2 separate regions of the Homo sapiens genome follow, and region 1 is linked to region 2. Evidence: chromatin contacts called from ENCODE Hi-C data. All regions are on one chromosome and are shown on one strand. The core of a region is the stretch at or near the end of the contact, and the rest is flanking DNA. Distances in the headings are between cores, read along the strand shown. Region 1 holds the start of CASP7 (caspase 7). Region 2 overlaps NRAP (nebulin related anchoring protein).

The links. Hi-C counts contacts between places; a loop is a spot of excess contacts on that map.
Region 1: a map of Caco-2 shows a loop between it and region 2 (3-fold over the local background). The contact joins the promoter of CASP7 here to the enhancer-like site in region 2. A Hi-C loop is called at or near these places in 1 of 168 maps with a recorded cell type or tissue (Caco-2).

Annotation. Positions count from the first base shown.
Region 1 is chr10:113,677,793-113,681,320 of GRCh38, forward strand. It overlaps CASP7 (caspase 7), which reads left to right and starts at 2,120. Exons shown (of 7, transcript NM_001227.5): 1 at 2,120-2,186. RefSeq lists an enhancer at 2,706-2,995.
Region 2 is chr10:113,645,430-113,648,776 of GRCh38, forward strand. It overlaps NRAP (nebulin related anchoring protein), which reads right to left. Exons shown (of 42, transcript NM_198060.4): 10 at 1,494-1,598; 11 at 396-512. Among named protein-coding and RNA genes, the nearest start is that of NRAP, 17 kb to the right of the region's middle. Within about 2 kb of position 1,267, at least 3 of the 41 ENCODE cell types and tissues checked have a DNase peak (open chromatin) inside an H3K27ac peak, as active enhancers do.

The DNA of each region.
Region 1 (3,528 bases), core at 870-3,369, 33 kb after region 2:
ATGACTCACAATCGAATTTATTTTATTTTATTTTATTTTGTTTTTGAGACAGAGTCTCGCTCTGTCGCCCAGGCTGGAGTGCAGTGGCGCGATCTCGGCTCACTGCAAGCTCCTCCTCCTGGGTTCCCGCCATTCTCCTGCCTCAGCCTCCCGAGTAGCTGGGACTGCAGGCGCCCGCCACCATGCCTGGCTAATTTTTTTGTATTTTCAGTAGGGACAGGGTTTCACCGTGTTAGCCAGGATGGTCTTGATTTTCTGACCTCGTGATACGCCCGCCTCGGCCTTCCAAAGTGCTGAGATTACAGACGTAAGCCACCGCGCCTGGCCTTGAATTTCTTTACAAAGCAAATTATCTTAGCGTCTAAATGGCTTACTTTACCTCCAACATTTTGGGAACATGGGTATTAAAAAAAGACTAGGGCAGCCACATTAGAAATTGTGTCACTGCTGGTTAAAAATATTCAGGGATTCAGGATTTTCCCGTAAGTTAATCAATTATAATTATTCCCTTACACTTGCCAGGGGTCAGTCTTTTTTTTTCAAACCAAGGAAGCATCCTCACCTGGAGAGATTTGAGCGACAAATACTGAAGTCTCAGGCCCACGGGAAAGCAAGCAAACAGAAAGAGAAGATGGCGTTCTTGCCTGGTATCCGACCACTAAGCATGTACTCCATTCACGCAAGGATTTGGTGGTTCCTAAAAGTAAATACTGTGTCTCTGATATGAATAAAACTACAATTTCTTCTCAGATATTTTACACCTCAGTGTGATTGAGTTTAGTTGCTTCCCTGAGCCAGGGTGAAGAAAGACGTGTGTGTGTGTGTGTGTGTGTGTGTGTGTGTGTGTGTGTTGTGGGGTCAGGGTGAACTAGGTGCGTGTGTGTGTATGAATCCGTGTGTGTGGTGGGTTTCATGAACTAGAATCTGTGTGTTTGTGTGTGGGTGTGTTGGGTCGGGGTGAACTTGAATCCGTGTGTGTGTGTGTTGTGGGGTCAGGGTAAACTGGAATGCGTGTGTGTGTGTGTTGTGGGGTCAGGGTGAACTGGAATGCCTGTGTATGTCTTTTGTGGGGTCAGGGTGAACTGGAATGCCTGTGTATGTCTTTTGTGGGGTCAGGGTGAACGGGAATCCGTGTGTGTGTGTGTTTGGTCAGGGTGAACTGGATAACTGGAATCCGTGTGTGTGTGTGTGTGTTTTGTGGGGTCAGGGTGAACTGGAATCCGTGTGTCCGTGTGTGTGTGTGTGTGTGTGTGTGTGTGTGCGTATGCTGTGGGGTTGGGGTGAACTAGAATCCGTGGAAGTGCTCAGTCTCTCCCGTGTTTGACTGACTCCCGGCCGCATACCCAGTCCCTGACACACGGGGGCGCACAACAAATATTTCCCGAAAGATCCAGGAGCAGCATCTCCACCAGCAAGCTGGGCTGCTGGGTGGGTACTTCCTTCAAAGCTGAGGGAGCGTCCTACGCCCACGCGCGCAGGAGGGCGCCCCCCGCAAAGCAACGTCTAGGAGACCACAGTGGATGCCACAGCGGGCCCGAAGCGGATCAGCCTTGTGGGGTACGCATGCTAATGTAGGCGTGGAGTCCCCCAGGGGGACGCCAGCAGTTCCAGCTGGGATCCAGGTTTCGCTAGGGGAGAGCCTCTGGCTATGGGAAAGGGGTCTCCGAGTTGATGTGAAGGCCCAGGTCGAGGTGTACACTGGGGGCGGGGAAGTGGAGGTGACCACACGAGCGCCCCATCACTGAGCGCCGCCGCGAAATCTGCGCTCTTTGGGTCACTTGGAGCGCGGCCAGTTTGGCAGATTTGTTTTTTTCCCGGAACAACCCGCGGCGGCTCGGCTGTCCCGGGAAACTGCAAACTTTGCTGTGCGCGTTCTCCCGCGCGCGGGCTCAACTTTGTAGAGCGAGGGGCCAACTTGGCAGAGCGCGCGGCCAGCTTTGCAGAGAGCGCCCTCCAGGGACTATGCGTGCGGGGACACGGGTCGCTTTGGGCTCTTCCACCCCTGCGGAGCGCACTACCCCGAGCCAGGGGCGGTGCAAGCCCCGCCCGGCCCTACCCAGGGCGGCTCCTCCCTCCGCAGCGCCGAGACTTTTAGTTTCGCTTTCGCTAAAGGGGCCCCAGACCCTTGCTGCGGAGCGACGGAGAGAGACTGTGCCAGTCCCAGCCGCCCTACCGCCGTGGGAACGGTAACTGCAGCCCCCACCTCGGCCGGCGCCTCTCCAGCCCGCCGGCCGTGCGCGCCTTGCCTCCCTCCTTCCTGCCGGCTTCCTAGTTCCCCCCTGCGCCCCCAGCGTGGTCTAGGGGAGCCTGGTTGAGTGGGACTGAGTGGCCCCGACGGCCTGCGCTGAAACTTTGGGAAGAGGGCCCGTTCCGCTCTCTCCATCGCTTGCCTTGCTCAGCTTGTCCTCCCTTCCCTCCTAGCCGGGGGGCTAGGGGACACCTCGTACTATTCGAGATTTAGGAGAGGAGGGCTCGTGATCTGGCACAGCGGCTAACAGCGAGGGCTCCTTTGCCTGCGTTCCGGTCCCCACCCCTTGCCTGCCGGCGGTGGGACCTCAACCCTCTCTCTGTTAAATGGGAACCACGGTGATCCCCGCAGACTGTTGGCGGGGATGGACAGAGTTGATTATGGTACGCGTTTCGCGGCAGTGGCTCTGTCAAGTCTGAGTACACTGGAGCTGAGCGTCCTTGCTGCAGGGCTCTTAGAGGGACCTTGAGGAGGTGGAAACCAGGCAGGAGACATTTAGACGTGTGGAGTGTTAGGCTCCAGGTGACAGCTTTGCGGTTTATGGAGCAGTAAAATTACTTGTGGGTGATTGTGGGTGTATCATTTCCAGATCTTTATTCTTGAACTTCTGGGCTCCTGGGCTAGTTGACGTGGCCCTCCCTGTTGTCTCAACTTACAGGCTATTTCCTCCTTTTGGGTCTCGCCGGCCTGACCTTCACCCTTGGTACCGCCATTGCCTAGATTCACAGTCCACCTTCTGCCACCTGTAAACTGTGTGGCTTTGGACAGGTTACTTAACGTCTCTGAAGAAGCTAAAGTTTCTGCAATAGCAAAGTAAAGGCCCTGGTCTAGCAGTGCCATGAGCCTTGGGTGACGCAGCGGAGCGCTTGAGTGCCCAGCAGAGCCTCCCTTTCCCCCTCCCAGCTGCTAGAGGCAAGAGGGGGAGGTTTTCAGGTCTTCTCTGTGTGCCCTTTAGGAAGATTTTTATTTGGGCAAGAAGTGAGTCACAAATTGTATGATGTCACTTTTCAGGGGAAGCAGCTGCAGTCCATTTCCCCCTTCATGAAAGTAAAAAGTTCAGACAATAGCTGGGCAGTGACTTCTTACCCAGCTGTGTACCAGTTGCCCCAACATGTGGGCTCCTGTTCAACATGTTTAGAAATAATCACTACAGGAACTTTTTTTCAGTCTCTACAAAATCTTTTTAAAATATGGATGTGGTTTTTAAATATCGGCAAAGGTTGACAGTTGCATATTATCTTAGTCTCGTGGGCAGTGGTGATAATGGGAATATTTCTTGA
Region 2 (3,347 bases), core at 17-2,516:
GTTTTGAGATGGAGTTTCGCTTTTGTTGTCCAGGATGGAGTGCAATAGCACTATCTCGGCTCACCGCGACCTCCGCCTCCCGAGTTCAAGCAATTCTCCTGTCTCAGCCTCCTTAGTAGCTGGGATTACAGTCATGCGCCACCACACCCAGCTAATTTTGTATTTTTAGTAGAGACGGGGTTTCTCCATGTTAGTCAGGCTGATCTCGAACTCCCAACCTCAGGTGATCTGCCTGCCTCGGCCTCCCAAAGTGCTGGGATCACAGGCGTGAGCCACCGCACCTGGCCGGTGTCACACTTTTAACCAGAGCTTTTTATTATAGGGTCACCTCATTCACTGACTATAGGAGATAAAAGAGGTGATGCTCATGGGTGTGACTCTTCCCCCATACGCACCTCACTCACGAGTTTGTTTACGCTCTGAGCCTGTTTGAGAACCAAGTTGTCTTGAGCTGGAAGCGAGTGATAATGTGCAGCGCCTTTCATCTTATTGAAGTCCTGCCTGTATTTTATCTGAAAAAAAAAACACAAAACGGGGCTGGAGTTGATGTTTCCATGCTCTGGGAGGGGAATTACTCCAAAGTTATCCTGGGCTTAATGTCAACATTTACTTAATACAATTTTCTGAAAGAAAAAAAAATTCACATGGCCTTTTCTCTTCATTAAATCTATAAACTACTTTGTCCTTTTTTGTTATTAAAATTTTCCTGGCCCTTTTCACACTTTTTATACTTTATACTCTAATTCTGCGTGGGAAAAAAAAGTCTTAAAATAATCATAACAAAAGTTGTCAGTCCAAACCCATTCTGCCCTTGGTTTAAACATCATTTCCCTGCTAATGAGGGGCAGAGTAATGTCTTTTAACTTCCTTCCTCAGGCAAAGATGGTGCTGTTATGGGTCAATGGGTAATAGGTGAATAGTTCTTTGGTAAAGGAAAGAAAAGAGAGTGAAGGAAAAGGAAAGAAAAAGAAAATGGCAAGGGGCGTGAAATGAATGCTAGGTTCTGTTGAGACCAAGTTCCAGTTGGCATGCTAAGATCTGCAGTGAGCATGTCACTTTTCCAAGTTTAATTATACCCTGCCTTCCAAGGACTGCCAGCAGGCTAACATTCTGCCAATAAAAATCATTTCATCACCGGGTTACACCCAATTTGATAATCATATGACTTATTTTAATCAGCTCTTCCCCTAAATTACTCAATTTCTAATTGGGCCATTTGGCAAAACTCTCCTAACACCCCACTCTGGCTGGCCAGCCTCTGTACTTGCTTCAATGGCCTCAAGCGAGCTATGCTGGCTGTCCGTGTCCATCTCCTTGGAAGCAGACAAATGGGGCCAAAGCAGGCATCATAAATTTGGATGGGAGTTGAGGGCTAACATTCTACTTTGGCTCAGCTATAATAAATGTATCTGTGTGTAGGTTTCAGTAAGCACAGCCTTCAAAGTCTCACTTCTCTGCCTCTGGCTCTGTGGTCACACCTACATGGTACTTACGTCACTAGCGAGTTCGTGAGCTTTCTTGGCGTTCTGATATGCTGGAGTGATCATAGCTGGGAAGCTGCCCTTTCCCCTGTGCTCCTCATACTCCTCCGGGTAACCCTGCCGGGTGCATCAAAAACTTCAGTGAGTAATGCTTCCCTCCCCAGATGGGTGGGGTTCAGCAATGGTCACTCATAGAGCCTATTCTCACAGAGGTTCATCCACCTTGGGTATTTCACTGATGTCCATGTGGTAGTTTAAACATTCCTTTTAAGATGGCAGACCCTGGAGTCAGGCCCACTTACTGGTGCCCAGCACATAGTCAGCACCAAATAATGGCAACTGATATCATGATCATCATCCTTATTTCCACTAGATAAATCAGACACTCTACCACTCTCCCAGGCCCATATGTTATGAAATATTCACTTTTTAACTGACAACCAGGGAAGTCCTTTGTCTTCCAGTAGGTCTCGAACACTACCTTACTCACACCCAGTGGCAGATCTATGTAGAGACCTCCCCCGATGGTACTGTCTCCCCCGGTGGTACTGCCTCCCCAAGTGGTACTGTCTCCCCCGGTGGTACTGCCTCCCCAAGTGGTACTGTCTCCCCCGGTGGTACTGTCTCCCCCGGTGGTACTGTCTCCCCCAGTGGTACTGCCTCCCCTGGTGGTACTTCCTCCCCTAGTGGTACTGTCTCCCCCGGTGGTACTTCCTCCCCTAGTGGTACTGTCTCCCCCCGGTGGTACTGCCTCCCCCGGTGGTGCTGTCTCCCCCGGTGGTACTGTCTCCCCCAGTGGTACTGCCTTCCCCAATGGTATGTGTCATGTAACCAGAAAAGGAGTATTAAACAATGTTTGTAATATGGGAGGAAAACCTCAAATTACCATAAGATTATCTGAAATGGGACTAAATGTATATTTCAGACTAAGGATTATAATCTTTGTCTTAATCCTTTCTTTTATCTTCCCCACACCATCCATCCACTCCCAGAAAGGAAAACCTTCTCTTTCATGACACTGTCATCACATGACGGATAACCCCTCCCTGGCAGCCAGATGTACTTTAAGACCCAGCTTAGGGACAGTCTCCTCGTGGAAGTCCCTGAGTCCTCCTTCACCCCTGGACCTGCCCCAGGCAGAGTCCTCTGTGTTTTCACTGCACTTTTTGCATAAATCTGAAACAGCCCATATGGTGCCCTCATTAGGCTCACGACTCCATCTCTCTGTGGCCTCCTCCAAGCCAGGGGCCTGTCCAGCTCCAGCACCAGGGCTTTGACTGTGGCACACACATTTTCTAAAATAAAATAGTTGGGTCAGATTAGAAAGTCCAGGCTCCCCGTTATCCAACAATGAAAACTATTTAGCCCGAGTTCTCCTTTTTGCCTGGCTGACAGAAGGTTCTGGCCAAATATAATAAGTAAAAAAAGGTTAAGTTTTTTTAAAAGGTTCTCAAATTCTTTGGTAATCTGCTCTATGGCTTTGTCCATTCTGCTCTATAGTTTTGTGTTTGTAACTTTATTTTAGTTTCTCTCTCTCTCTCTCTCTCTCTCTCTCTCTATATATATATATATATATATATGTTGTAAGTGTTAATCTTTTTTCAAGACACCTAATCCTGTTGATTACATGGTATAATCCTTTTAACAAGTCTAGTTACTTGTTAAAAAGAAGAATGAATTGGTTGGCATTTAAGGCACTACAGATATTTATAGTTATCTGCCTGCTGGCTTCTCTCTCGCTCCCTCCTCCTCATGCCCTGGCGAGTCATGCTAAATCACAACAGTGAAATGCCATGCTAGACTGAGTCCTCTCAACAGCTGCTGAAGGTGCTATCAAACAACACTCACTTTGATTCTTGCATTTGT